Regions from separate parts of the Mus musculus genome. Here region 1 is linked to region 2. The links are chromatin loops, found by intact Hi-C in ENCODE. Cell type or tissue: left cerebral cortex. All regions are shown on one strand. Links, peaks and the distances in the headings refer to the core of each region. The heading gives the core; the rest is flanking DNA. Region 1 holds the start of Fcho1 (FCH domain only 1). Region 2 holds the start of Unc13a (unc-13 homolog A).

The links. Hi-C counts contacts between places; a loop is a spot of excess contacts. Peaks named below come from ENCODE experiments on the same cell type or tissue, not always from the same donor. Only the 100,000 strongest peaks of a DNase experiment are listed, where the experiment ranks them.
Region 1: it touches region 2 in a loop (6-fold over the local background); 5 of 42 quality-filtered maps call a loop at or near these places.

What each region holds. Positions count from the first base shown.
Region 1 is chr8:71,716,336-71,731,750 of GRCm38, forward strand. Fcho1 (FCH domain only 1) reads right to left here and starts at 9,346. Exons shown (of 28, transcript NM_028715.3): 1 at 9,298-9,346; 2 at 5,484-5,524; 3 at 4,917-4,969; 4 at 1,952-2,043; 5 at 1,101-1,175; 6 at 807-948; 7 at 437-589; 8 at 222-326. The coding sequence starts at 4,943. In left cerebral cortex, for the core only: no CTCF peak of the experiment used is centred there; DNase peaks (open chromatin) are centred at 8,941 and 9,413; H3K4me3 peaks cover 1,978 bases; H3K27ac peaks cover 1,715 bases.
Region 2 is chr8:71,658,655-71,674,069 of GRCm38, forward strand. Unc13a (unc-13 homolog A) reads right to left here and starts at 13,103. Exons shown (of 44, transcript NM_001029873.2): 1 at 12,972-13,103; 2 at 7,987-8,016; 3 at 7,325-7,424; 4 at 5,505-5,622; 5 at 4,509-4,632; 6 at 4,201-4,274; 7 at 3,827-3,881; 8 at 3,165-3,197; 9 at 1,788-1,995; 10 at 1-147. The coding sequence starts at 12,993. In left cerebral cortex, for the core only: no CTCF peak of the experiment used is centred there; DNase peaks (open chromatin) are centred at 11,873, 12,110, 12,552 and 13,131; H3K4me3 peaks cover 2,202 bases; H3K27ac peaks cover 2,298 bases.

The DNA of each region.
Region 1 (15,415 bases), core at 7,496-9,995, 54 kb after region 2:
TGTGTGTATGTATGTATATATATATATATATATAAAATCTTGAACGCCTGATCCTCTTGCCTTGAGTCCTAACTGCTAGGTAACAGGTGTGTGTTACCATAGCCATAGCTTGGCTTCCCAGCCCATGACTCTAAAGCTCCTACAGCTGAGAGACAGCTCCTCCAAGGATGGGGAGCCCCAGCAGGGACTGTGAGATCTACAGAGCGGAGCGGGCTTCTCACCAGGGCTGAATCAAGCATCTTGATCTCAAAGTCGGCTCGGGCTGAGTTGTATTTATCCACAGAGCGCCGCAGGCTGTCGGCAGCCTTCTTGCTTTTGGTTTCTGCCTAGAAACCATAGATGGGGGACAGTCAGGTGGCTTTACCACCCTGCCAGTGTAGTGCCTATCACTTTGTGGCATGCTTGCTCTCTCTCTCTGGTCACGAGACTAACAAACCTTGTCCATCTCCTTCTGGCTGGTGTTCTCTCTACGCAGCCTCTCCAGGTCCATACAGCGGCTCAAGTAATTCTCGCGAGACTTTGGCAGGAGCTGCCCGACGCCTGACAACATCTGCACTGCATCCACAGTGCCTAGAACTTCCTCCTTACACTGTGGTGGGATGAGGAGGCAAGCAGGGAAGGAGTGTGGCTTGGGGGTGGAACCCTGCCTAGGATTTCCCCCCAACCTCCGGAGAGGCTGGGTTGTGGCTCTCATGCATGCTCTTCTGGGCCCATCCATACACACTAAGTTACAGATGTGTACACAAGCTCATCTGGGGTCCCGGGAGCCCCAATGACCCTGCATACCTGCTGGGGCAGCCCATTACCTTCTTGTGGGTCTTGAGCTGCTCCTCGCCGTAGCGCAGCACATCCTTAAGGAGATCGTGCAGCTTCCGAGTAAGCTCCAGGTGGCACAGTGCCAGTTTGTCCGAGGACACACGGAAGACCTCCCAGAGCGGGGCAAAGGTCCTGGGGACAGGCAGAGTCCAGCTCATCTGATACCCCAGGGGCCCCTCACACACAACACTGCCGTCATTGCTGATATGGTACTTGGCAGTTGTGTCCATCTGGTCCCAGGCCAAGGTCACTTGAGTGTCCCTCACCCATCCAGCTGCACTTACCCCATGGGGGTCCCGTTGCTGGCTAGCTTGGAGAGTTTGGCCATGGCCTTCGAGTATGTCTCCTCGATGTTGGCCCTGGGTCAGAGAAGGGGCAAAGAGCAGATTACAGTACCCTGAGAAAGGCATTTTCCTGCCTCAGTTTTCCCATCTCTACAGCTTGCTCTCAAAAAAGAGTTCCAAGTTGACTGGATAATTATTTCCTTTGGGTAATTTTGTATTTCCTTAAGTAATATTTTTATTTTATTTAGCTGTTTTTTGTTGTTGTTTATTTTATTTTACTTTGACACAGGAACTGGCCATGTGTGTGGCCTAGATGGGCCTCAAACTCATGGTAATTCTCTGGCTTCAACTACCCCCAGTGCCAGCAATATATATATTTTCACTTCTGATGCTAGCACTCAGAATCATAACTCTCCCTATGAGTAGTGATCTTCATTTCAGTAGAGGAGACATCAGACCCCTGGGGCATGATTTAAAAGGGGCATGCAGCCCAGTGCAATGGCTCAATGGATGAAGGTGCTTGCAGCCAAGCCCAGTGACATGAGTTCAAACCCCAGAACACACACGATGGAAGCAGAGAACCAGGTCCTCTGCCCATCACATGCCCCATGCACACAGACCCTCTACACAGATAAGATCAAAATAGAAAGTAAAATAAAGATAAACAAAGGCATCTCAAGGCAGAAGTGGGCCTGCGGGATTGGAGGAACTGGGATGAACAGGTCATTTGATTCCCAGAACCCCAGAAGATCTGCCCCCTTGACCCTTCCTGGAGTCCCAGGGAAGGTGCTTTGAGGGAGAGCTCTGGTGGGCGTGTCCCAGCACCCAGTCTCCGAGTGGGTGTGGCTCACCTTTCCCTAATGAAGTCAGCCAGCTCCTTGGTGGCCACAGGACCCTGCTTCACACAATGGTAGAGGACCTCAAAGCCATGGTTTTTGTCGCCCTGTAAGGGATGAGAGGAGATGTAGAAGTCAGAGAAGGGCATTTAGGTTGCCTAGCAACACAGACCAGCCTTGGAGACCAAGGAGCCAAATGACTGTAGAGATGGAGGAGAGACCTAACCAATCAGCAGGCTGCATTTCCCCACTGGCTTGAGGGAAGCATCCTTGAGACCTCCACTTCCTGGGTCTCTGTGTGGCCAGAGGTCCACTTAATGTGTCTTCCTCCATCGTCCTCCATCTCATTTTCTGAGTCAGAGTCTCTTACTGAACCAGAAACCCGTAATTAAAGCCCCAGAGATCCGTCTCCCTCCAACTCCCCAGTCCTGGGGTTATCGCCAGCTTTTAACTTGGCTGCTGGGGTCTAAAAATGAAATCCTGATGCTTGCAATAACAAGCACTTTTCCTACCAAAGCCAAGAGAGGGACAAACCCATGTCAGCCTCAGGCCCAAATGTCCCAGCCACAGCAATGACAAGCACTTTTCCTACCAAAGCCAAGAGAGGGACAAACCCATGTCAACCTCAGGCCCAAATGTCCCAGCCACAGCCCACCATTCCTCACTTTAGAGTCATTGTAATCAGTAGCTCCTACTGTCCATTAGCTGCCCCAAAAGTCCTTAGGGTATTTCTGCCTCCCCCAACCCCCTCCGCCCCAGCTTCCCTACAGACCATTCCACAGCTCCATAGCTACGCAGAGCTCCAGCCTCCCGACAGGTCATGGTCTGTTCCTCCACTCCCTATTTTCTCTCTTCCAACTGAAGTGCAATGGGCCACTTGGGGCAGTGGCTGCACCTCTCTGAGCCTTAATTCTGTCGTGTGAGAAAAATAGAGGCGATGATGGTAGCAGCTGCCACACAATGGCTTTATGAGTGAGATGTGTCTGGCACTCTGCTAGACACACAGGCCTTCTGGGTAATAATGAGGGCTCCACACACAGCTCCCACTGAGCCTACCTGCTGCTGCTGGGGATCCTGGGTGAGGCTGCACCAGGCACTGCCGCCCAGGGCATTATCTGGGGCTAACACAGAGCCACCCACTGGCCCAGTTCCCAGACCTGGCAAGCCCTCGGCACTTTCTGTCTCCACAGAGTGGGCAGGCAGCAAGGGTCTGAGGAGGGACTTCTAGGGCCTGTGTCTCTGATCACAACTCCTGGGTGACAGCCAAAGGACATTCTAACACGGTTTGATATCTACTGCTTACACATCTGCCGTAGCTCCTCAGTGCTCTCTAGGCTTTTGACCTGGACTTACCTCAAAGGAACTGGGGCACACCAATACCAGTCAGCATTGGGCTCTCAGTGAGGAGCTGGGCATGTGGCTCATGAGTGGAACCCCTGCCTAGAATCCTCCAGTGAGGGGCTGGGGGTGTGGCTCAGGGGTAGAGCCCCTACCTATTACATGTGAGGCCCTGAGTTCTATCCCCAGCAGAGCAAAATCAGAAAAGGATTCCTATATATCAGCCACAGACCTATGTGCAAAGATGCAACTTTCATTCATTTCCTGTCCTAGGCACACTGAGGCTGGTTGGCCAGCCCCTTCCTAGGGAGAACCTCTGAGCCAGTGGGATCCTGAATCAACGGTCTGAGCCCCTTTCAGCCATGCTATCTTGGGGTATGCATGGGAGGGAAGTTGGGGTGGCTTCTATTTTCTCTTTGCTCATTGACTTCTCCTCTCCCCCGCCCCCCCGTTTTTCACACCTCGTGGAATATAAAACACTGACAATCCACCGAGGTGCTACTGCCACCCCTCCTAAATGTGGGTGTCTCTTGGGCTGCTGCTGCAGGACAGAGGTTCCATGTAGACCAGAGGACGACACCTCCAGGGGGACACTCAGCCATTCAGAGGCCATGGGAGAATATGAGTCTTAGGGAGAAGCCTGAGCCCTGCAGGTGGCAAGGGATGGTGGGCCCTTTAAGAAAGCAGAGGCAAGTTAAGAAGAGCTCCAGCTGGGGAGGGAGTGGGGATTGTTGCTAGGGGCAACGGGTTGCTTAGCAACCAGCTACCACTTTGCAAGCTGTGGGCCTACCAAGGAGGAAGGGGCTTTTGAGCCTGGTGTCTCTCTGACTCCATGCTGCTCCTACATCCTTGGTGGCTCTCCAGTTCCCTGGCCAGACCAACCCGGAGGAGACCTCGGTCCTTGACTGCCACCCAGTGTCACACCTCTCAGATAGATTCAGGATATTTCCTGATGTTGTAATGGCATTTGCACATCCTGAAAAGTAGCCTTCGGGGCTGCAACAAACTGGGCTGTAGGTTGCACTGAGATGGACTGAGCTGCAGGATCAGGTTGGCTCTCTAGGTCCCCAAGAATGGAAGTGGCTCTCTCAGAGCTCAGATGCAGCTTTGTGAGAGTCTCTCATTCCCAGACCTGGTTTGCAGCAGGACCTAGATGGCCAAGGGTGCAGAGGTCAGGAGGGAGTCAATTTACTCCTTAAAAAAACCCCAAATTCCCAAGATGGAAATAAACACGGAATTTCCCTGGCTGGGTTGGCCTTGATCTGGGAAATTTGATTTGACCCCAGGTTCGAGGCCAGGTTACGCTGACATGTTATCGTGGAAACATGTTCCTCTGCAGCTCAGGCAGGTTTGAAGCTGCCATTCTTCTGCCTCAGCCTTCCTCAGTCCGCAATCCCAGGTGTGTACCCCCACACCCAGCTTTGTACTGCTGTACTGTGTGATTCTCAGAACACACATGCTGCTCTGGGCTGAGTTCTCAGTGCATTAATCTGTTCCTTGCTTAGGGTCAAGGCAATCCGTGATTTAACCTCTGTCTTTCATCTGCCTAGTCTCCCCTTGACCATAAAAGTCCTTCTATCCCTTTGTGAGCTCCCACAGAAATGATAGCAAAGAACAAAACAGAAGAAACAGCAGGTCTTACCCAAAAATGTTCCCCAAAATAGGACATCCTGGTGGCCTCTGTCCTGCGTCTGTCTGAAAAGAGAGGTAGGGTGGAGGGCTTGGGCCATAACTAAGGGCCTGAGTAGGGAAACTCCAAACACCTTCCCTGTTACAGGGACTAAGGGAGTGAAAGCCCAGATCAGGAGCAAGTCCAGCCTTAGTCCTGTAGCCCTAGGCAACAGGAACACATGGGGCTGGGATGGGACAGGGGGAAGGGGACAGGAGCTGGAGGGGAGGGAGCAGGTGGGGTTTTAAAGCATGGATTTGTGGGGCCAGAGTGGTATTGGATGAACTGAATTATAGACGATGGTTCTGGGCCATTTCAGATGTAGGGAAACTGAGTTACACCCCAAAAGGAGAAGCTACTTGCCAAGGTCAAATGGCAGGAAGGGACAGTGGATTTTGCGACTGAAACAATGGGGTGGTTTCTGTGGGAACAGTCTCAGCATGATGAGCCTGGGAGGGCAGGGTCCCCTTGGGCATCACGGTCAGTTCCCACATCAGGGGCCCCAGGAATACCAACCACTGCTCAGAGGCCACTGCTCACCTGGCTCCAATTCACTCAGCTCTGTGCCTCAGTTTCTCCATCTGTAGGAGACAGAACACCCAGAGAAGGTTTAGCTAGAGACTTCAGGTCACTTTGTATAGGGGTGGGGCCAAGCAGCAGCAGAAGGATGTGTAGAATCCTGGGCACAGGGAGGCTCGCTGTCATAGGAGCCTGTCTGTTCTCATCCATACTTCATGAGCTGCTGGGCTGTGTGGTGACAGCTGGAGCCCAGGAGGCCCAGCGACAGATGAGACGGGGCAGTTGACCACAGGACCACAGGACCGGACCACCCGGGCCCCACTGGGAGGGTACTCACTTAACCCTTAGCTTCAGTTTACCTAACATTGAAATTAGCTGCCCCCCTTTTTTTCTCTGTAGCCCAACCTGGTCTAGAACTCTGGGTCCTCCTGCCTCAGCCTCTGCAGGGACTCAACTGCATGTCACTGCACCTGACTGGAGCTGATGGGGAGCAGGGGACCTGGGCACAGGCTCCCCTGGGCCAGCCTAGAGAGGCAATGTGTCCCAGATACAGGAAGGATGCTGGGGATTTTAGGTCCAACAGGAGGGATCTGGCAGCTGGGGTCCTTCAGCAGATTATGAGTGCATTGGGCAAATGATGATTTCATTTTCCAATGGACACCCTCCAGCCTTGGCTTGGACCATGCCTCTCTTGTGTAAGACTGGCTGATACTCTAGGGTGGAAAACAGCAAATGTCCATATTGGGAGGTTTTTGTTTGATTATTTTTTTAAGCAGAGCCATACCCTGTATCCCAGGCTGACTGCTAACTCAGGGTCATCCTCCTGCCTCAGTCTCCCAAGTATTGGGGTGACAGGTTGGAGCATTACACCCACCTTTCCCTGCTTATCCTGGTGTCTAGCTAGGACCAGGCAGCCTATCTGAACCCCCTAAAGTGTCCCGAGGGACCAGGACCCTACACCAATGTGGCAGCTTGATCTTTATATAAGTAAAATCCATGTCCCCTGTGAACCAAGCCCTCCTGCACACATGCCTGGGGGCCACGCTGGGTAGATGACAGTTGTCTTCGTCATCTTGGGCAACAGTCTCCCGGAAGCCATCAATGTCCCCAGAGCTCATGTTAGACAGCACCCTGCTTCCCGCCACCCTAACATAAAAGCCACTCTTAGGGGGCATACTTCATGCTGTTCCCTACCCCACCTGGCTAGATACCAGCTATCAGGGCCATGACCACCCATCTGGCTCTACCCAGCAGCCCTTGATGGGCCACAACCTGCACCCAGATCAGGGCCTCCCGCCTGAAGAGTAGGGCCAAGGATAGGCCCAGAGGCTGCCACCTGGCCAGGAAGTGACAGACCGACCGTTGGCCCCAGACCCGGAGCCACGGCTGTGGGATAACTTCCTGCTCTGAGGAGACAAAGATTGGGGTCAAACTCACCGATGGGCACTGAGAGTTGGGGCCCCTGAAGGATGGGGTAGGCACCGGGAGGCTATGACCCCTGACACTTCCGCCAGCACTAACTGGAGGCCTCTGTGTCTGGGGGAGGACAGGAAGCCTGGCCCGCCCTGCCTGCCACCCAACCGTCACCTCCCCGCCCAGCATCCCTGGGACCTCCCCATAGTCACAGGGCAGCCACACAAATGGGGGAGGTGAGGGAGCAGACTGGAGGCGACATGATCATTACCAGAGAGACAGACAGCCACAAGTGTCTACCTTGGCCTGCGCTAGGTCAGTATGCCCATGAGTGGAAACCGAGGCTTGAAGACAGGTGAAGCCTCACCCTCAGAAAGGGAAACTCAAATATTCTTACAATTACTTTAGGATCAACAGATTAAAGTTTGTTTTTAGAAATGGTCTCAAGTAGCTGAGGCTGGCCTCAAAATTCACTATGTAGCAGAGGATGGCCTCACATTTTTGATCCTCCTGTCTCCTCCTCTGGGTGCTAGGGTGATGGTGTGGTGTAAATATTAAGTACTACAAGGCGTCTCTCAGCCCCTTGTTCTTGGGGTTTCGTTTTGTGTTTTTAAACCGTGTGATTTGGAAAGAAGTTAAAACACCAATAGAGGCCTCTGAAAATGTTTTAGCCTAAGACAGTTTACCTAATGTAACCTGGGGCTTTCTGGGCTCTACAATACTAGAATAAGGTCCAGGGACAGACACTGCTCAGAGGCACAGAGCAAGCACCCCATCTCCTGACACCGAGTCCCCAAAACCTGAGGCTTAGGTGGGTGAACAGCACCAGGGAACTGAGCCAGGCAAGACTAGACCAGAGCTGCACTCTGGGGGTTGGATACAGGCTGGCTGTGCCCACAGCCATTGATCCCTAGTGTGACCCTCACTGCCTCCCCTCCCACACCAGCCAGAAATCTACAGGGAAACTGAGGCCACTGTGCAAGCCTTCCACTGAGTCATTTCATTTGTCACACATACTTTGAGCACCACTGTGTACCCAAGTCCTTGGGGTGCTAGTGACACTGGTCACACCCTTCAAAGACATCTCACTGCCTCCTTGGCTGTGACCCCATTTAATGAATGCAATATCATAATTACTATCATAGGAGTGGGTGTTTACGGCGCGCTGTCACTCCCACAACCACCTCTGATCTTCCTACAGACTTTCAGTCCACTTCACAGAAGGCTCAGTTTAAGTCCAGTCTGGGCACACAAATTTGGGGGTGTCAGGCTTCCTGCCTGGGACTCACCCTACTATCCTGCAAGAGGCAGGGACTAAGACCTGACCTTCCACTTGGGACCCCGCCCAGGAACCAGCCTAGGAACCCTATTGTAGGTGATGGTATGTGGGTCAGGGTGTGACCTGGGCAGCCACATGGGTGGGACCACAGTGACAAAGTCTGGGTCTTGATTGGAGGCCCGTCCATCTTATGGTCAGATAGAAACTGTCCTCTGCTGGCCTTAGGTCTCGCTGCTCCGCCCCAGGCTAGACTGTATCCATCAATCAAAATCATGGTTTGTTTTGTTTATGCTTTTTTAATGAGGCAGAGTCTGTGAATGTAGCCCAGGCTGGCCTCAAGCTGCAGATCTTCCAGCCTCAGCCACCAGAGGATTGTAATGACCACACCAGGCTCAACCCCTTTTAAAGTGCCAAAACCAGAGTGCCCTAACATTTGACTAAAGATTGTGGTCCCCATCTGGAGAAAATGGGGCACAGGTGTTGGGAATTTGAGACAGATAGTCTGGCTTCCTCAACCTCTATATTCTGAGGAGGAGACTAAGGATCAGGGAGGTGCTGTCACCTGCCCAAGGTCACCATGAAGCAGGTCCTGCGACGCTGAGGGCAAGTGGAGGGGCGGCCATCCCCGACCTTCTCTGCACCCCATCCTCATTCACCTAGACTAATTCTGTCCCTTGGAGCAGATGCCGGCTGCCCCCCTAACAGGGCGCGGGAGTCCCTGGTGCAGGCTCCAGGCCTCTCCAGGCCCCGTTCCCCCGGGAGGGGATCCCGCGCTCCATACTCCAGATACCCCGCAATTCCACCACACTCGCCCTACAGAACCCCCACCAGCCTACCAACCCTAGAGCGGGTGCAAAGGAAAGGAGGAGACCCTCGTTCCCAGGCGAGGAAGAGGGGCAGCGAGGGAGGCGGCCCCCAGCTTAGGGCCAGGCTAGAGACCCGGAAGAGGGATTGGGGGTCCTGGGGGGGGTCTCAGCCTCCCAGCCCAGGATTGAGAGATGCCATAGAGTGGCGCCCCGCCTTCTGCAGACGGCACCTGCGCTCGGGCCGGGTCAGGATGGAGGCTGCGTCCCCGCCCCGCACCCCGCCCCCGCGTCCTGCACCCCGCACCCCGCACCGGAGCCCCGCGCCGGGGACACTCACCGCCTCTCGCGGCGCTACCTGCGCGCTCCAGACCCGCGCCCCGCCCTCCCCGCGCGCTGCGGAGCGCGCTGCTGGCCCCGCCATGGGTGTGGTCAGGAGGAGCTCCGCCCCGCGGTGCTTCATAAACCCTGCACTGGTTGGCTGAGCCTGGAAATTCATCCGCAGGCTATTTGCATATTTTAAAGTGACAGGAGAAGCTCCTTGATCTCTGCACCTGTCAAGTCTCTCGGGAGACTGGGAGGGAAAGAGGGGATAGCTTTTATTAAGTACCTACTGCATACATGGCTCTTTGGAGAACCCCTCCGAGGCTGTGAATTAGGTGACATTTAATATTGAGCCTCATTTTACAAACAAAGGAATCAAGGAACATGGCTAGGAGTTGCTTTGGAGGTCATATAGCAACTCTGGTCTATCCATTCATGTGACATGCCATTTATTTATTCAGGCTGTGTGCTGGTGATGAAGCCAGGCTGCCCCAGCATTAAGCAAGAGCCACATGTCCACTCCACTCCCATATGACAACTTCGAGAGACTTAACTCCCCGGCCTGGGCTCCGTTTCTTGTTCAGGGTCACATGGCAGCATGATGATCCTCAGGACTACTGAGCCATCTCTCTCCCTGCCCCAGAAGCACCTCCAAGGAAGTGGGACCACTGGCCTGGGCACAACCAGAAAGCTAAGTGCCCTTCATCTCCAGTACATGCCCCTGCAGCCTTGGACCCCAGACACCTCAGTTTGGGCATTTTCCTGTGGTGGGAATCAAATCCAGGTCCATCCCAGACTGAGGCTGCCCCACTTCTTACTTGAACCATCTACTGCAGCTCTGCCCCAAATGATGCCGGGTTCTGATGGCAACCATACATAGCTAAATACTAGCTTCAGGGCCGGTGAGATGGCTCAGTGGGCAAAGATGCTTGTAGCAAAGCCTGGATTTTTTGAGAGAGTCCTGAAAAGTATCCTCTAACCTGTGGCATGTGCACACTACCAATGAATCAATTAATCAATTTATGCATCAATTCAAACAATAAAGATTAAACATTTAGATAGGCCCCACACCCAGCTGACTGGTGACCATCTGCCACAATTGGTAAGATAGCCCGCTCTCCATTCTCCATGCTGTTCACATTTTTCACATGTCCTTTTGTTGGCCCAAGAGCCCTCGAGTCACCTTTGGGTTCTGGGATTTGAGAATGGTAAGAAAAGCATCTCTCTCTCTCTCTCTCTCTCCCTCCCTCCCTCCCTCCCTCCCTTCCTTCCTCCCTCTCTCTCCTCCCCATATGTGTGTGGATGTGTGCATGCATGCCATTGCTGTGTCCAGAGCTGGAGTAGGGTGGGTTCCAGGGGCTGAAGCAAAGCCATCAGAGTCGGATGGAACAGGTTTTGACCTGTGATCACTGTCACCTGTCATTGACTGGTTCTAGGCAGGTGCTGGTCTAGAACTCAAGACTTCCCAGGCCCTTTCAGGGGTGTGCACCCCCATAGCAGCCCTCATTCTCGACATGACTCAGTCGTATCTCCGTGATGAGGACACAGGAAATGGGAGAAAGTTTCCCCGAATGTGGACTATCAGGAGGAAAAGTGTGATTGTAATTGTGTGTGTGTGTGTACCATTTATACACATATCTCAACTGGTGACTATTTGATGACCGTGTGTCAACATGACACAAGCTAGAGTCATCTAGAGAGGAAGGAGCCTCAGTTGAGATAAAGCTTCATGAGATACAGCTGTGAGGCATTTTCTTAATTAGATATTGATGGGGGCAGTATAGCCCATTGTGGGTGGTCATCCCTGGGGTGGTGGTCCTGGATTCTGTAAGAAAGCAGGCTGAGAAATCCACAGGGAACAAACCAGTAAGCAGCTCCCCTCCGTGGCCTCAGCACCAGCTCCTGCCTTCAGGTTCCTGCCCCGTGTGAGTTTCTATCCCTACTTCCTTCGGTGATGAACGACAGCCAGTGATTGCAATATTCCCACCCCATTACTTTATGTTCATCACAATAAAATACTTTGCACTAGAGCCTTGAAAGGAACGGGTCAGGTGTGGGATGTCCTCCCAAGGGTATAAAACCTGCGGAGCGAACCACTGACTGCCATAGTACTTCCTGCTTGGATCCCAGCACTTCAGAGGCTAGCCTGGGCTCCTACATTGAAAAATTCTGCGGGCTGGAGAGATGGTTCAGTGGTTAAGAGCACTGACTGTTCTTCCAGAGGTCCTGAGTTCAATTCCCAGCAACCACATGGTGGCTCACAACCATCTGTAATGAGGTCTGATGCCCTCTTTTGGTGAGTCTGAAGACAGCTACAGTGTACTCACATACATCAAAACAAAACAAAACAAAACAAAAAAACCTTCTGGGATGCACCAATGGGTTGAGTCCACCAATAACTCTCAGCTAAAGGACCGAAGAGATGATGGACACATTAGGAGGCGTGGCTTCAGTTGGAGGAAAGGGTCACTTCTCCCTTTCTTGGGCTCTGAGTGGTGAGGTGGTGAGCAGATTTGCTCTCCCATGATGCTCTGATATGACCAGGGCTGGCAAACTATGATCTGGGTGGCCTTTTCTAGGTGACCGTGGTCTGAGCCCAAGACGCACGCCAGGCCCTGCCCAGTCCCCGTGCATGTCCCACCCGCCTTGCAGGAACCTCCCAACACTGTACGGTGTTTTTTATTTTTATTTATTTATTTATTTTTGGTGGGGTGGAAGATAAGGTGGGATTGAGACGTCTGCGCACACTCAGATGATGTGCTACACTGGGCCACGCCCCCATCCGCCAGCTCCCCTACTGATTGGTCATCTTCTCGCCTTTAGCTATTCTGGCTCCAAAGCCTCCTGAGAACCTTGGAAAGGTTACCCAGTGTGGGCTCTGTCCTCGAAAGGCCGGGAACCTGGGGAGATGTGATGCCTCACACAGCTGTCAAACGAGGTGTCACCCACATTCCCACACCCGACCCTCCTTGCAAATCTGAGCCAGGAACGAGCTCAAAGAGGAAGCCAAAGCTCAGAGGCTGTGGCTAAGACCAGGAAAGGCGATACTGAAGCCTCAGGAACACGCCAGGGCGGAGAAGGCGCAGCCTCTAGACAACAGCGCGAGTCCCTGAAGGCTCCTTCCCCCTGCCCCACCCCCGCTTCACACGTGTGTGTGTGTGTGTGTGTGTGTGTGTGTGTGTGTGTGTGTGTGTGTGTGCATGTATATAGGGTGATCCTGGGGAATCAGCAAGTCCAAGCACCTTCCTTTCTTCGCTGTCCCCCTCAGTGTTGGGATTACAGGGCTGTGCCACTTTTTTTGTTGTATTATTTTATTTATTTTACGCATGTAAGTACATTGTCTTCAGACACACCAGAAGAGGGCTTTGGATCCCATTGTGAGCTACCATGTGGTTGCTGGGAATTTAACTCAGGACTTCTGGAAGAGCAGTCATAACGGCTGAACGTTCACATCTCTCTAGCCCCACAAGAGCAGTTTTTTTTTAAGCAGGGTTCTGGGAATCTAACTCAGGCTTGCAAGGCAAATGCCGCTTTTGATTTTTTTCTCCTCCTCCTCCTCCTCCTCCTCCTCCTCCTCCTCCTCCTCCTCCTCCTCCTCCTCCTCCTCCTCCTCCTCCTCCTCCTCCTTCTCCTCCTCCTCCTCAATTTCAGACAGTCTTACCACGTAGCTCGGGCTGGCCTCAATGTCAATCTTCTTCTGCCTCAGCATCCTGGAAACTGCGAAGGTACTTGGCTCCACCCCTGCCTAAGACTCATCTCCGCCTCTGCACCAGCCCTTCTCCGCCGCCCCTCCTGCCCTCAGTCCCAGCCCCTTCCCGCCCTGCGCTGTGCTAATTCCTCTCACCAACCTTCCCCCAAACCAGCCTCCCTCCGTGCCCGCCCCTCCCCACCCCAAACAGGATTCCTTGTAGCCCTATCAGTCAGACCCCGGGCCACCTGGGTCCTGAGTCCCTGCTGAGTTGCCAGGGGAGTGGGTACCATGGAAATCAGGTGCCAAGTTAGGCCACTTGCTCAATGTTACACTATGGCACTGTAGTGACACACATTAAAGTGTTGACAAGAGTCATCTGAATGGCAGCCTCAGGACCCTGGGCCGTTCTGTGTCTTCCCTAGAACAGTTCTCAGGAGGAAGGACTACAAGCACTTACCCACTCTTTTTTTTTTTTTTCCTTTTAACTTTTAAAAAAAGATTTTATTTATTTTTTTATTAGTTATTTTCCTCATTTACATTTCCAATGCTATCCCAAAAGTCCCCCATACCCTCCCCCCCCCAATTTTTTTGGTTTTTCGAGACAGGGTTTCTCTGTATAGCCCTGGCTGTCCTGCAACTCACTTTGTAGACCAGGCTGACCCCTCCCAAGTGCTGGGATCAAAGGCGTGTGCCAACACTGCCCGGCTAAAAGATTCTTTTTTTTTTTTTTTTTTTTTTTTTTTTAGTTTTTTTCGAGACAGGGTTTCTCTGTGTAGCCCTGGCTGTCCTGGAACTCACTCTGTAAACCAGGCTGGCCTCGAACTCAGAAATTCGCCTGCCTCTGCCTCCCAAGTGCTGGGATTAAAGGCATGGGCCACCACCGCCCACTCACCCACTCCTTGGCCATCTGTTAGCTCAAGAAGCCCTAATGGAATGACTGGTGGTGAGATGTCCACACATCGCCATTTGTTTACAGCTTGCTCAGGGTCAGGGACGGGGTGAGGGTGAGGGACCACTGAGTTGCATCCTAGTGAGACCATCAGGGCACCCTCACTTCTGTGGAGTCCTTTTGGGGGTGTTGCTATCCAGGACTGCTAGGAGGAGCAATGGACAGAGCTGCATAGAACCTCTGGCCACAACACAGCAAAATGGCCTCAGCTTGATCTGTTCCCAGCCACCTGAATCCACACTCCATCTAGGGTAGATTGCTAAGCACCCACATTCTCCTTAGGACCCCAAGCCCATCTCAGTCTGGTCAGGACATGTTTTCTGTCCCTCCATGACCCTACACGGTCTAGGGGAGAGCGCTAACCCAGACCCATGACTGAATGGACAAGACAGGCCTGCCACCTCCATGCCCATCATGAGCCTCCTGCCTGTGCATCCTTCTGATTGGACGCTGTCTTCTTCCCTTCTTCCCCAGGGGACCTTCCAGGCCTGGACTTCTGGAAGTTTCTAGAGTGAGAACACAAGTTGGTGCAGAGAGTCTGCTTACCAGTTCATTTCAAGCAGTGGCAGATACCTGGCTATGCCAGTCTGAGAAGGTAATGTGGGAAAATAGACACGGAGGCCTTGCAGACCTGTAAAGGTCTGGTATCTCGTCCTCAGGAGGGGAACCTGGTCCAGGGCCAGAAGGGGGCTTGGTATATTACCATCTTATGTGGGGTTGTGCCAGGATTCCCCTTCCCTAAGGAGGCATCCCTTGAGGAAGAAAGGATTCTGCCAAAACTGCCTTAAATCTCTCCCCTGGAGGGGAAAGCTATGTATGATTCAGTTTCTCATGGGGCTAGAGTCTGTTTTCTGAACCCTGAGCAGACTGGCTTTGAAAGGGAGGTCACAGAAGAGGTAGAAACGGACAGAGATGAATTCCTGTCATCTGTATGATTCCCACATAAACTCTTCGTCTTTGCATTCATGGGCTGTAGCTAAATCCCCTCTCTACCCTGGGTGGCTGAGGATAAATGTGTGTGTATGAATAAACAGGCAGGTAATCCAATCTCAGCCCAACCTCGAGCCCTTTGTACAGTTACCCCAGCCAACAGCTGGAGTGGGGCTATTGTCTGTCTCCTTAAAGCCCCATTAGGAGTCCTCTTCTCTAAAGCAACTAGTGGGAGGTTTGATTGGTTAGGGCTGGACAGGAGCTCAGGCACTGGCAGCCTGCCCCAAGTAGAGCTTTCCTTATTTACTGACAGGAGAGTTGCTTTTGGTTAGGGTTGGGTACTGAGCTAGATGTGGGTCTCTCTGTTGAGTTCTGTCAGCCTCTGCTCAGCAGACAGAACTTTAGAGAGCTCTCACCATTTAATTCTCCTGCATGGGAGTAACCCATTCCCAGGGTGGTACTGGGTTGTTACTATTTCCTGTTGTGACAACCCCATCTTTATGCCAAAGCTAGACACTTCTCACATTGTTTGTGAGGTCCTGTTGTTTGCAGCATTAAAAAAAA
Region 2 (15,415 bases), core at 10,701-13,200:
TGACAGGAGTGATAAGAATCGCGGTCCCTCTCGTCATCCAGCTCCGAGCCCTGCAGGCTGTGCTCATCAGGGTCGAAGTCCTCGCTCAGCTGTGAGCTTCCCTGGCTCAGCTCCCCGGAAGAAGCATAGCGGCTGCTGCCTGTGGGGCTGTGGAGAAACGGTCAGACCTTGGCCACACCACCATCCCTCCCCCTGCCAACACCATCACCCAGGGTGTGCTCAACAAAGTCAGAGTGCCTACTGTGTGCTCATTCTTGCTCAAGAGACCAGGAGCAAGACTGCATCACCCAGGCCCGTAAGCGGCATGAAATGAGTGCTTATGTGTGCTCGATGCTGGAACATGGACCACACATCTGCTCATCGTAGAATGAGCACCTACTGGGGGGGCTCATCCCTTTTGGCTCCAGGAACACAGGTCCACCTATCAGCCACATGTGTGCTTATCATGGATCAAGCAGCCATTGTGTCTATGTTACTGCTCAAGACATTAGAAACACGGGGCACAGGAGCCACGCACTTACTCGGCATGAATTGAGCCCCTGTTGGGTACATGCTGCTGTTCAGGCACCGAGCACTGGCTTAACTGAGACTCACAGACCCTTGCTCTACTGGTATAGCTTCAGCCATCTCAACAGTCTCAACCTGTGCACCCACTCTTCCTTCCCTGCAGCCCGTGACACTCTGCCACGCCCAGTCATCTATTATAAGCTCCTAATGTTCAACCTAGATTATTCCAAACGGAACCTGTCCCTGCCCATAGCCAAACCACCTTGTTTGGCAGTTTGGATGTCAACCAGGGGTGATGTGCACACACACACTCCTAGTAGTGAGGTTTTGAAGTGCACCGCAGGGCTGAGCTGGCCGAGAGGCTGGAGTCCACCACCCCTGCTTACTAAAGGGTAGGATTGGCTGTACCAAGAGTCTTCCCTACTGGCTTCCATAGGCTGGGTCTGAATCCATTCCAATGAGTCCCCTGGCTCCTCGAACCCTTGATGGAAACCTTCACCTTTGATGGGGAGATCCCAGCACCATGCTCGTCCCTGTCCTCAACTGACCCCACAGCAGGTCCTGGTCCACTCATGCCCTTTGCAGATGCATGAGCTAGCACTAGCCACAACAGGCAACATGGGGATCAGGGTAGTGGTCTCAGTACACAGACTCTGCCTTGAGTCCATTGCTGTTCCTTAGGCCTCTCCACAGACAAGCTTAGGGGGCCCACACCCTGTCCCACCATCTGTCCCTCCCAGAGATTGCCACCAGACACCACCAGTCAAGCATGAGAGTACTTGCAGTTCAGTTGGCATAGTGCCTGAGTAGCATGTGTGAAGCCTTGGCTTTCATCCCTGGCATAGCATAAACCAGGAGTGGTACCTGTCATTGTTACAGCTGGTAGGTTAGGGCAGGAAGCACATGGAGCCAGAACATTTAAAAGGGGACTCGTACACAGGAAGAGAGGTGGCACCTAAGCCTTGCTTTTGTTTTTTTGAGACAGGGTCTCATGTAGTCCAGGCTATCCCACAACTCCCTACACAACTAGGAAAGGCTCTGGAAGCTACAAGAAAAGTGCCAAGGACTAACATAGGTCTCAGTGGGGTATAAGGGCTTGCCACCAAGCCTGGTGACCTGAGTTCAAAGCCACAAAGCAGTGGGGAGAGAGGGAAGCCAACAACTTGTTATATATAACACACGTACCCCCAAACAAAATAAATGTAATTTTAAAATGTAAATAGAAATGTTCTGTGAGATGAGCCCGTGCATTCCCGGCCACTCCCCCGCTCCACAGCCACCTGAGCGCCCGCGGCTCAGAGAACTCCTCATAGCTGTGCATGGAGTCACTGTAGGACTCCCGGGACCCCAGAGGGGGCGGTCGCACGGAGTACTGGTGCACAGAGGCGTTGGGCTGCGAAGTCGTATAGTAGGGCGGTGGGATGCTGTTGCTGGTCTCACTCCTATAGTCACTGTCCCGGTCATCCACCGCACTGTCGGGGTCGTCATCTGCAAGGAAGAGGAGGGAGAGGAAGGGTGAAGACTGGAGAGCACACAGTGGGTCTAAGCCAGCCTCCCTCTGGGGCGTCGTCAAACTCTGCTATAGCACTGACATAGGCTCTAGCAGGACAGAAGGAAGCTTCCGGTGTGTCAGCTCTCCGGCCTGGAAGGACAGGGACCCAGCTGTGCGGCCTGGGAGGATGGAAATTCAGTTGTGCCACCTGGGAGGACGGTGATCCATCGACTGGGATACGACCAGTGCTGTGAAGGGGACTCTGGTTTCACGGAGCCGCTCATGCTCACTTCCTAGCAGAGCGCGCCCTCTAGCGGTCGCTGAACAAATGTCAATCAGGACCGTTAGCCGCGCTCACTGCAGAAACTAGACCTGGTTATCTAGCTTTTGTTTTTAGCTAAAGCTACATACAGGAAAGACACCCAAACTGGAGTCTGTGCTTTCTACCAACTGTTTATAAAAGTATTATATTATTCTGGACGTGGTGGCGCATGCCTTTAATCCCAGCACTTGGGAGTCAGAGGCAGGTGGATCTCTGAGTCTGAGGCCAGCCTATCTACATACACAGTAAGTTCCAGGACAGTCAGGGCAACACAGAGAAACCCTGCCTCGAAAAAAAAAATATTACATGTATTCATTGTAGGGGCACGTGTGACACAGCACGTGTATAGAAGCCAGAGAAAATATTGCAGGAATCAGCTCTCGCCTTCTGCTGTGGGTGACAGAGACTGAGCTCAGATCCCTGAGTTCCCACTGAGCCATCCCACCTGCTCCAACATAGGGTTTTTGACCAAACTGCCTACCACTTTGGCTTGGAGAGAATCATCTACTTTGGGCCCCACTAGCTTCCCTGTGACACAACCAGACTGAGGCTTTAACCAGAAGTATCTGCTTTGTACAGGCGACACTGGAACCAAGGGCCTCATGGATGTTGGGCTAATGGTCGACAAGGGTAAGGATGTCTTAGGAAACTGGTTTTCCCTCAAGGACATGGCCCTGGCTGCTGTTGACGACCAGGCCCCATTCTCCTGCATCAGTGTGACATGGGGTCACTTCTAGAGTGGTGACAGGGGAACAGAGATGGGGATGTGAGGGTGAGGTCACATATGGGGCCACGTAATGAGGGGCCTTGGGGTCTTCAAGATGCCCACTTCTCTTTACTTACTCTGTTCTCCCCAGCCAAAGTAATTCCAGTTGCCTAGGAGGGAACAGGCACAGTGAACCTCAGCTGCCCTCTCTTCCCGCAGCCCCACCCCCACCCCCCAGCAAGGAAGGCTTATGACTTTCCCCCAGGGCACCACCTTTCCAAGCCCCCATACTATCTCCAGCAGGGGGATTTTAAAAAGCAAAACAAAAGACAAACCTACAAACAAACAAACAAAACCCCCCCAGGGGCTGTGCCTCCCCCTCCTCCTCTTGGTCTGAGGATCTGAGATAGAGTCTCTCATAGGCTCTTGTGCTCCCCAACCAGGCTGGACCACACTGGGCTGTGAGCTACTTCAGTGACAGGCAGGAACAGTGCAGTAGCTCAGCAGTAGCTCGCTGCTGCTCAGAAACCTGAGGCAGGAGGATGGCTGAAGCCCAGGATTTCTAGTCAGGCGGGGTCACACAGGAGTCAAACCCTAAGACAGTGGTGGCTGATGTAGTGGGATGGGGTCCCTCAGCCCTGGACTCCATGTCTGGCTTGGCCCTGGCTGTCACTTTTTCAGGCCATCCAGGCAGCTGCTGGGACACAGCAAAGCAGGAATTGCACACCAGGCTTGGCTGCTAGACCGAGCAGAGGGGGAGTGGGCAGAGGGGGAGCAGGAGCGGGCGGGTGGCACTCACAGCACTGGCTGCTGGGCACTGGCAGCGGCTTGTCCTGCTGGTCCTGGAAGGAGTACTGGGGAGGGGACGGTGTGTCAGGGACAGTGGACACGGCTCACTCTGGTAAGCCCACTGCATCTGACTTTGTGCAGCCACGGAGCAGGACAGAGAGACAAAGAAGGCAAACCAAGAGGAGCAGCCAGACAGCCCTTTGCTGTGTCCCTCCTTCCCCCAAGCCCCAAGAACACCGCATGAGTTTGAGCTGTGGATTGGGACACTCTGAGCACAGAAGGGAGAGCTGCCTAAGGCTGGGATGGCAGGGAAGATGGGGCATTTCATGTCTCCATGTGTCCCTGGAGAGGTTGGGTCAGGAAGCTCACCTGGAGGTGACTCACCTCATCCTGGTCACGCATGGCATTCAGCTGCTCCAGCTTCTTGGCCCAGTAGCGTGCCTCCTCCTCAGGGATGTCTACAAGCAGAACCTTCACGTCCCGGGCTCTGGGGACCCCTGGCCTCCCTCCCTTGGGCCCTGGTTCAGTGATTGGGGAGTTCCTGGGGAACCCCAGGAACAGATGGATGGGGAGGGGCAGGAAGCCAGGAGCTCTGGGAGGGATTGTGAGGACCTTGAAGGATACAGCCTCCCCAGCCCAGTCCCCAAGTGGGCACTGTGACCTTGGGTCTGGCCACACACCCTGGGACTCACCCAACGGCAGCTCGAAATGAGCGTCCAGGAGGATGCGATGGAAGGTGGGGTCCTTGGTCCCACAGATCTCACTGTCCGCCATGATGGCCTGAGAGTCCAGTGTGAGCCACTCTCCTGGGCCCTCCTGGGCATGGGTGAAGGCACGGGACAGGGGTCAGAGCCCCCCGGGGGGAGGCAGGGCCCAAACACTGGCTGCACACTAGCTTCTCTTGAGGTAGCCTCCTCAACCTGCTCTCTCTCACCTTACAGCAAAGGTTAGACCCCACTTCCCAGGTGAAGGATTTTACAGTTGTGCCTCCAGACAGTAAACCCAGTTCCTGGTCACCCTCAGAAAGCTGCCCAAGGGAGTGAGGCCCCCACACTGCTCAGGAAAACAAGCACTGTGAGCAACTGGGGTCCTTCTGACTCTCTATTTCTTTACTACTCATACGATGATAATCTTCCATGGAGAACACTGGCTGCTCCTATAGGGTTCAGGCTACCGTCAACCTGGCCACTGAGAACATCCTGGGTCCCCTTCAAGATACTTCTGGCTCTGGGTCTCATGGCTGCTGCGTGTCTGCTACATGTCTGCGGCGAGTATGCTGCGTGACTGCTGTGTGGCTGCTGTGTTGCTGCTGCATGGCTGCTGCATGATTGCTGTGTGGCAGCTGCTGTGTGGCTGCTGCGTTTGTTCCCTTCCTTTCTTCAGTTATTTATGGATTAAATGACAAGCACAAGCCTTGTCAAAGCCTGGACCACCCTGGGTGCTGTTAGTCCCCAGGAGATCCTGGTCACCAGCCTGGCTTCTGAGGAGCCCACAGTCCTGGGACCCACAAGGCCAGGAAAGAGCAGGTTGGGCCCTTAACTGGCAATACATCTGGAATTCTCTGGTGAATGCTTTAAATCACTAGGTGGTGACCCAAGCTGAGTACATGGGTAGGGGGAGCAAGTCTTACTTTCCTTAGACACAGCCCCTGGGTCTCTGCCAGGCCCTCTTCTCCACCTGTCACTCACCTCATTGGACTGGCGGATGGTCCGCAGCGGGATCCACACAGTACCCACCATCGTGTCCCAGATGAGACCCTTGTTCCACACCTCCACGGTCAGGCCTAGATCCAGGCGGTTGATCTCACTGTGTGCACAGCACAGGGGGATGAGAAGGAGAGAAGGCAGGCTCAGAGAGGTCAGTGCGCTGGCCTGAAGACACATAGCATACTGCAGTAGGAAGCCAGACCTGGAGGAGCCAGTGCCAAGAAAGGCAACACACTGATTCATTCTATGGAGGGGAAACTGAGGCCACAGGGAAGAGCTTGTAGCTCAGACTATTGTAGGCACCCAGAGTTGAATCTGGAAGAGAAGGGCTAGGAACAGAAGGTAGCAACTCACCCTTATCTTACTGGCCCTTTGTGGGGTCATGAGACCCCAGCAAGGCTGGGCAGGCGAGGAACACGTTCCTCCCTGACCATTCTCTTCTGGAGGTATAACTCGGGGCTCACTCTTGTAACATGTGACTTCTCTGGGCCTCCCTTTCTTCATCTATTAAATGGGACTCATGGTAGCAACCCCCCAGTGCAATGTGCACAGTTGATTTAAAAGAATGAAAATAATCACAAAATAGGATGCACCCAGGTGCTGGACATCAGAACAGATGTGATGAGGAACAGGTGTGTTGGCACACACCTGTGCGATCAGCACGGGGGGGGGGGGGGACTGAAGCAGGAGGATCAGGTTTCAGGTCATCTTCAGTGATATAGTGAGGTGAGGTCAGCCTGGGCTACTTGAGACCCTGTCTTAGAAACAGATAAAGCTGAGCCTAACAGAGAGACTGTTTTTAAAATGTGGATGGTGTGGCCTGCCTGGCTGGGGCTTGACAGAGGAAGGAATAGGTATTCAGTGACTAGTGTTTGTTGTGCACTCCCCACCCGACTGATTCCGGTGTAGTGTACCCTCAGAGGTCACCGTGGGCTTCCACCCTCCTTACAGCAGAGGGAGGCTGGGAGCTGAACAAGGCAGGAGTGAGGAACCCCTCCGTGGTGAAGTGTGCAGAGGAGCCAAGATACCTCCGCAGCTTGGCAGCGGGTCAGGGAAGGCGTCCTGGAGGGGGTGGCCATCTGGGGGGGGGGTGCAAAGGCTGAGAGGATGGAACTGAGGGAGCTGCTGGGTGACACTGAGGTGGCTTTCAGCATTTATAATCTTTTCCTCTGCCTGGAGGGGAGCACCCTACAGGAAGTAAAGGGGAGGGCGGAGGAGCAGGTCTTGGGGTAGAGGGGCCGGGAAGTGTGGTAGCTGTGGCCTGTGGGCACGGGAGGTGGGGCCTCACTGTCTCGAAAAGAAAAAAAAAAGAAAAAAGAAAAAAAGAAAAAAAAAGAAGGGCCCTGGAGGCAGGTGTAGAGCCTGGGCTTGTAGTGTGGTCACAAAGGAGATAGGGAGAGGACTGGGCAAGAAGCAATGCAGGGTGGGGGTGGGGTTGTAGGAGGAGCCAGCTATGGAGCCGGATTATTGTGGGTGGGGTTTGTGGTGGGTCAAGTGTGCTTCAGTGGGATGGCCTGAAGAGGGGTGTGGGCGTGGTTGTGGGCGGGGCTTTCTGGTGGGAGGGGATGCTTAGGGGGGCGTGTTTGTTTGGGCGGGGCCTGTTCGGGTTGGGGCTTTGTGTGGGCGGGACAGTGGTGGACCAGACTTTTCAGCAGCTGGAGGGTTTTTGTGGACAGGGCTTCTGGCTGAAGCAGTCCTTAGTGGGGGGGACCTTGTGGGATCTGTGGTGGGCGTGTCAGATGCGGCTGCTGTGGGCTTGGTTCCTATTGACCTGGCCGGGGAGGGCGGGGCTGCACACTCACAACATGAAGTCCTGCTCCCAGCTGGGCTGGCTGCCACGTACAGCTATGGTAGTGCTCTTCACGTTCTGCACCTTCAGCGTCACGTATGTGTTGAACTTCTCTGCAGCGGGAGAGCGGGGCAATGGCCAGCTGTTCCCTCCTGGGTCCGTATGCTCACCTCAACTCGGAGGGTGGCCCAGCAGACCCGGGTCCCAGAACCGCCAGTTATCATCCATTCTTAAATTACACGGGGAAATGGATGCCAAGTCTAAAGGGTTTGGTTTTCATCTGGGACGACCGACAGGAGGGATTAACAAGTCATATAGGAGATGGTGAGTTCAAGGCTAGCCTTAGCTACAGAATGAGTTCCAAGCTAGCCTAGCCAGCTTAGGGAGACCCTGACGTAAAATATACAGACAGTTTGGGGCTAGGGCTGGAGTTTGGTGCGGGCATGTGCAAGCCTCAGATTCCCCTTGGGTCTCAGGCGCTGTCTACCCCTGGGTTCCTCTCCAGGAGGAACCTGACCTAGTTGGGGGACAAAGCTCACACCTAAGATGAACCTGCCCTCTGCATGGCAGCAGCTGCCAAAGTCCTTCCTCAGGCCAAGGAGACCAGACGAACAGACAGGACCACAGCTGACAGTTGACGGGGACAGTACAGGACAGTTAGGACAGAATACTTACCTTGGGCACCGTCAAACTTGGCTTTTTTGACTGTGAAGAGAGAGATGGAGAGAGCCAGGAAGGTTGTGGGGATGAGAGAGAGAGAGAAAGATGCAGAGATGGAGACACAGAGAGACATGGGGAAAAGAGACATAGGAGAGAGAGAGATGGAGGGAGGATTATCAGAGGCAGGGAGGAGGAGGAGGAGAGAGAAGAAGCCATCAGAGAGCCGCAGAGCAGAAGGCATCAGGCCCATGGGCACAGCCCTCCCCTTTCCCCAGCCTCCCTATGGGCTCTTGACCCCATCTCAAATAAAGCTGGAACTGGGGAACTGGCAGGAGGCCTTCCCTTAGAGGCCTTCCAGGATGACATAGACATATGGAGATGAGGGGACAATCCTGAGATCCTGGCTCAGCTGTCACCTCACTCAGTCCAAAGCCTGGTGTAGGTAGAGCCTGAGGTTAGATCCACCAGTCCCTCCCTCTGTCCCTTCTTTGGTTTTCCAGACAGTAGGCAAACCCAGAGCATGGAGGATAAAAGACTTGGAAAGTCAGGCTCTCCTGTCTTCTCAGCCCTCGCTCCCAGACACCATCAGCACAGCTGGCTCCTGGTGACTAGGAACAGCCCATGAGAGACAATCTCATACACACGAGTGATTTTCACTTCACAAATAACAACACACGCACACACGCATGCACACGTTCCAGACCTTGAGATTCTCAGTGTCTGAGCTCCTATGCCATCACCCAGCCCCTGTTGAAAAACTCATTTTTAAAATGCCAATAAATTTGTCTTCGTGCCTTGCACACAAAGGATTGTGGAGTGTGAGTGGGGGAGGGGAAAGGCATTCAGTCCCAGAGTGAGGAAAGGCTGAGCTACATCCTAAAGCTCTGAGCCTTCATCCTAAGTTCACTGTGTTCTCCACATCTTCCCAGACCTCCAGGCTGCTGTCTCCTCCATCTCTCTGTCATGTCCCCCCTTCTCTGTGACCCTCAGCCTCCATGCAGCAGGCCCTGGGGCTGGAGGGTTAAGGCTGTTCAGGTCCTGCAAACCCTTGCTGGCTGGCTGCTCTGACCACCCAAGCCAGGCTTACTCTGAGCTAGGACTCAGGAAACCCAGGACCTGAGTAAGGACAATCTGTAGAGGAGAGGGCCTTGGGGGGGGGGGGCAGCCACAGTGGGGGAGGAGCCCGGAGGAGGGTGGTTAGGGGTGAAGTTTCTGGGAGAGAAAGGGAGTCTGAGAAGGAGAAAGGTGGGATATTCACAAGCGGAGGATTTAGGTTGTCTGTGCAAGGATTCCATGTGTCTGGGGGCAGGGAAGGGTGTCTTGGAGCAGTGGGTGTCAGAGCAGGGAGAGGGAGAGGATACCTGGGGGAGGGATGGGTGACAGCTGGGGGAGGGAGAATGTCAGAGCAGGGGAGGGGGAAAGTATCTGGGGAAAGGTGTGTCACAGCAGGGAAAGGGAGGGTGTCTGGGAGTAGAAGTAGGGTTTAGACCTGGGTGGGGGCGGGTGTGTCAGATAGGGGAGGGTGTCTGGGGGAAGGCTGTGTCAGAGCAGGGGGAGGAGGCCAGGAATCTGGGAGATGCAGGTCAGAAGTTCCGGGTGTCTGGGGTGTTAGAGGGTTGGGTCCTGCTAGTGCAACTGCTCCGTGTATATGTGTGTGTGTTCCCCATCACGTCCCCAGAGTCACTGCCGCGTCACATCCCGCCACCTCCCAGTGCTGGGGTCAGCGGGCGGAAGTGCCTGGTCTGCTCAGCTATTTATAGCGCACCGAGGCTGCTAGCGATTCAGGTTCTGGCATCGATTCAGGTTCTGTCGCCTTTCACGGCCTCAGTTTCCCCGCTGCCCCTCCTTTTGATCCCTTGTCACCCGCACTATTTTTATTCTCTGGCTGGCAGCCTCGGATACTCAGATCCGTTTTCTGATTAAAGACTGTCTAGGGGAGACTTGTCCATATCCATAGGGTAGGGTGGGGAACCTGGTCACCAGGGAAGCATCTAGAAGGGCACAGGGCATACTAAGCAAGGCCACCAGACCTTCAAGGAGCCATGGATGACAACAGTAAGATGCTAGCTGCTGCCTGGGCACCGGGGATGGACAAAGCCAGGGCTGTCACCCTCCATCCTACAGTAACATGAAGGAGACAGGAGGCAGCACAGACAGTCGCAGGGGGCAGGTCCCTGTTGCTGGATAGTGTCAGCTGTAGGGCAGCTGGGAACTGCGTTTTGCAAAGGATTCTGGGAGAGGAGGAAGGAAACAGACCGTGGAGGTCAGGCACCTCACTGAAGGACCCTGACCCAACCTTCTTGCCCAGCCCACAGTTAGCCAGGGAGTCCTCTCCCTGCTGTGTGTTTCTAGGCAAGTGGATGAACCTCTCTGGGGCTCAGTTTTCCTCGTCTGTGTAGTGGGGTTACTATGATGGACGGGCAGGTTCAACTCTGGTACTATTCAAGTTTCAAGACAAATTTATACCCACACCCCAGCTCTCTCTCTCTCTCTCTCTCTCTCTCTCTCTCTCTCTCTCTCATAGTGATTGTTTGTGTTTGTAGATCTTTTTCTTTTTCTTTTTTTTCTATCTTTGGAGACAGGGTTTCTCTCCATAGCCCCAGCTGTCTTGGAACTCACTCTGTAGACTAGGCTGGCCTCAAACTCAGAGAGATCCACCTGCCTCTGTCTCCCAGGTACTAGGATTAAGGTGTATACCACCATGCCCGGTTAAAATATATCTTTTTTTTTTTTTAAATGGAGGAAAGAGCTGTAAGCTAGCTACTATGAAAAAACTAAAACCTGAGTCAGATCCCCTAGAGAGTCAGACTGGATTTGTCTTTTGTAACCGCAGCTCTAGGGAAGCAGGAACAAATGGATCCTGGGATCCCCTGGCCAGCCAATCTGTGTGCTCAGTTTCAGTAAGAGAGTCTGTCTCAACAAAGTGGGAGATGCCTCAGCAGACTTCTTGCCACCAAACCTAATGGCCGAGGCATCTGGGATCTACACAGTGGAGGAGGGAGAGAGCAGACACCCCAAATTGTTTTTTTGACCTCCTCATACCTACATACAGTCAGGTGAGATCACAGGTCTAAGATGTACGTAGTGTATCTGCCTGTGACCAAGTGTGTTTCAGGAGGTGTGGTCAAGTATGTGCCTGTGTTGAGATGGGAAGGGATATTTTTTCCTACATTTTCCTCTGTATGTGTGACAAGGCTTGTTTAGCCCCGGCTGGCCTCAACTCCTGAGTCCCTGCCGATGCCTCCCAAGTTCTGAGGTGATTGGCATGTGCTGACAGGTTTGATGTATGCAGTGCTGGGGATGAAACACAGGCCTTTGTGCATCCTGGGCATCACTGTTTGAACTGAGCTATGAGCACTGTACCAACTGAGCTGCAAGCACTATACCAACCGAGTTATGAGCACTGTACCAACTGAGCTATGAGCACTGTAGCAAGCACTATGCATACTGAGCCTCAGCTCCTGCCTATCTATGTGTATATACTAAACGTTCCTTAGCATCCTGTGTGTACAATCTAGATCTGTATCTGCAACATGGAAGCTTCCATTGCAGAGGAGCCTGGAGCCCCCATATATCCAATGGCAGCCCTAGCCATAAAGCGTCCGTGGGGAGGGTCGTGGGTGGTTGGAATGAAGGTGTTCCCTGACTGTGAGGGTGAGTTCAGGTCCACTGGACACCTCCAGGCCCAGCTTTACCACGCCCAGCGCCCCACTCAGGCCCCACCTGCACCTCCCTACCTCTCTGCCTGTTTCCTCTCCCCAGAGCCCTACCCTTCATTCCCTGTTCTGCCCACCATGGTATCCAGGGAATTCAGTACAAATGTCTCCTGGGCCTGGCTTTCTGGAAGCCTCCTTTCTTAGGCTGCACGCCCTCCACCCCCACAGCTGAGCCTCCGGTTTGCGTCAGAGTTGGGGTGACGCGCCCCCCCCCCCCCGCCCCAGGAGGCAGGATGGGAGGACACGGGATTCAGGGAGCTCCCGAGGTGAGGATCCCCTTCACGTTCAGCTCCGCTTACTTCCCAGGTCTGGAAGCCGCGGATACCCAGTAATCCTGGGCAGTCGGAACCTTCGAGGCACAGGGTCAGAGAAAAGAGTTCCTGCTCCTTTAAGAACACCCGCGTCCAACAGACTAGAGCGATGCACCGCGGGGCGCGGGCGGGCTGGGCCGGGTTTGTGAATGGAGCAGCGAGCGGAGGGGGAGGGGGGGACAGGGAGGGGGAGGGGCAGAGGGGCGGGGCCATCTAGGGCTACACAGCCGCGGAGCTCAAATCCGCACACCGCCGCCCAGGTCTCCCGCCGCCTGGGTTCTGAGGGGATGGAGACTCGCCCTCTTCCTTACACAGCTTCCTGGAGGTGGGAAGGGGAAAGGGAGTAGGGGGTTCACCCCCCACCCTCCAAACCTAGAGCTCACAACGGTATCGGCACGCATCGCTACATGGCCAGTCGGTCGCCCAAGGTCTCCCGCTGTAGAGTTACCTGGCAGCCGTGCCTAGCCCCACCCGGAACTTCGAGGGGTGCAGGGGTCACACCTCTCCCGTTATTCCCTCCCTACTCTCCAAATGCGGAGCGTGGGCCTGGGCGTGGGCCTCGGTGCAGATGGCGTTTTGGCCCCAAAATAGCTGCTCCCCCACATCTCCTTCCCTTCCTCCAGCCCTAGGGGTGAGGCGAAGAGGGAGCCACGAGCTTCCGCGGAGCCTGCTGCACTGTTTAGGGCATACTGGGGATCGGAGAGGTTGCTCCTACGCTCAGTCCGGGCCCATTACCCCTAAACGCCCCACCCTCGCGCGCACGGTCCGCCGTCTCCTCAGCCCCAACCAGGGCCTATAAACCGTCTACACAGGCGCCCCGAGTCCCTCATCCACTCGTGTGAGTGACAGGAAGAGCACCTAGGGCTGATCCAAGTGCGCCCTGAAGCGCGCACCGGGGGTCCCCCTGCTGTGCAGCCCGACTCGGCTCATCCACGCACACCCCGCACTTTTCCCGCGTCCACGCAGAACCTACCTCCCACGCACAGCAGAGACATGACTCCAGGCGGCTAGAGCGCGGCGGGTGCAGCGCGGGGCTCAGGGCTTATGCCGGGGCCCGGCCGCCGGCCATGTCGCTTCAGCACCGGGGGCGCGGACAGCGCCTGACGCGCTCTGACGCTGCGGCGTGGGCGGAGCCGGAGACGCGTGACGGGGCGGGGCCGGGCAGACGCCTTAAAGGGCTCGTAAACTGCGGGGAGTCCAGGCCAGGTCGTATCTGTTTCAAAGCCCTTTGCTTTCTGGCTCAGCCTCGATGAGTATTTCTGTCCGTGCTCCACCTACCTAGGTCTCCACGTTTCTATTTCCTCTCTGAGCCACCTAACCTGTGCTCTTGTTTTACATTCTCCTGGGTAACAGAACTGCTATTTGCTGTCAATTCCCCATCTTCAGTGCCGCAGGAAGCTGTTTGTTTATTGGTTTTTTTGTTTGTTTTTTAATCCGGGTACTGACACTTGCGAGACATGTGCCTTACCTTCCCCGTATGAGGCATATACTCTACCACAGGCACATATCTCTGCCCATTTTATAACTTTACTTCTTGCGGGCCATGGACGTAATAGATCTCTGCGAGTCTGTGGCCATCCTAGTCTGCATAGTGAGATTCTATCTCTAAAAACCAAAACAAACAAAAAACACACGTTTATTGGGTCTGGAGAGCTGCCCAGAGGTTAAGAGCACCAGCTGGTCTTCCAGAGACCCCAGCCTTCTGTTCCTCGCACCCACATGGTAGCTCCCAACCATCCACAGACATGCACAGAAAGCAAAATAAATCTAAAATTTTTTTTATACATTACATTGTTTATGTGTGTAGAAATGAGGCACACACATATCACAGCGCCCATGGAGATCAGAAGGCAACTTTCCAGACTTGATTCTCTTTCCACTATGTGGGTTCCAGGAATAGAATTCATGGCTTCAGGCTTGGCAGGAGGAGCTCACTGGGATATTGTGCAGAGCTTCTTGATTTTTTTCCATGTGTGGAATGTGTGTGTGTGTGTGTGTGTAAGACAGAGTTTGCATGTGCCTGTGTGTGCATGTGAGTATGTTTGTGTGTGTCCATGTGTCTGTGTGTGTGAGTGTGTCTGTATGTGTCTATGTGAGTGTGTTTGTGCTTGTGTGTCTGTGTCTGTATAAGTGTGTGTGTATGAGTGTGTCTGTATGTGTTTATGTCTGAGTGTGTGTTTGTGTATCTGTGTGTCTGAGTGTATGTGTCTGTATCTGATAGTGTGTGTGTATGTGAGTGTGTCTGAGCACACACACCTGTGCATGTAAGCCCAGTGAACAACCCTGGATGCTGTTCCTCATGCACAGGTCACTTATTCATCATTGTAGCTGTTGGTAGCAGTGTCTTACTGGCCCTAAGCTCACAGCTTAGACTGGCAGCTCCTGGAGAAGGGCCTGGAGGTATGTATCAGCAGCTCCTCCTGTAGGCTTTGGAGACAGAATGGCGGCCACCCTGGCACCTCCACTTCCCTTAGGCACCTCAGGAGCATGGTAGCTACCCAGCCATCTTCACAGCCCTCTGCTGCTCTAATTAAAATTTATTTGCATTTATTTTACATTTGTGACTGTTCTGCTTGTATGTCTGTGTCCCACCTCAGTGCTTGGTGCCCACACAGGCCAGGAGAGGGTGTCAGGTCACTGACACAGGGGTTGCAGTGGTGCTGAGCCACCTTGTGGGTGCTAGGAATCAAACTTGGGTCCTCTGGAGGAGCCAGTACTCCTAACCACTGAGATGCTCAATTCCCCTGCCCCCTTCCCCCTTTGCAGAGTGACCTTCATGCTTGCTCACATGCTGAGCTAATTATGTGTTGGTGTAAATTCTAGACTCCTCCTCACTGTTTATAGGGGTGGCCCTGAGTGAACTGCCCCAGACAGCTAAGCCTCCTGTCTTGCGCTGCGCAGCCTCCACTCCCACCTGTGAGCCAGCTCCTCGCAGCCTGAGCTCCTTCCTTTAGTGTCCTTGGCTCCTGTTTTCTTTTTTTTTTTTTTGTTTTTAAGATTTATTTATTGATTATATGCAAGTACACTGTAGCTGTCCTCAGACACTCCAGAAGAGGGAGTCAGATCTTGTTACGGATGGTTGTGAGCCACCATGTGGTTGCTGGGATTTGAACTCCTGACCTTCGGAAGAGCAGTCGGTGCTCTTAACCGCTGAGCCATCTCTCCAGCCCGGCTCCTGTTTTCAATACTGCCATGCTCACTGTCCTCCATACAACCTACTGGGCTCCTCCTGTTAAGCCTCAAAAATCTATGTAAGGCCAGGTTGACCTCCAGCTATCTCTGTCCTAGAACAAGGCAGAAGTTTCCTAGAGCACAGAGTGTTTGGGACAGGAGCCTCATTCAGGTCTTACCCAGAATATTTTGTGACTGGCTGGACATGACTCAGGGGCAGACCCTATCCTATCTTAGTCTTCTATT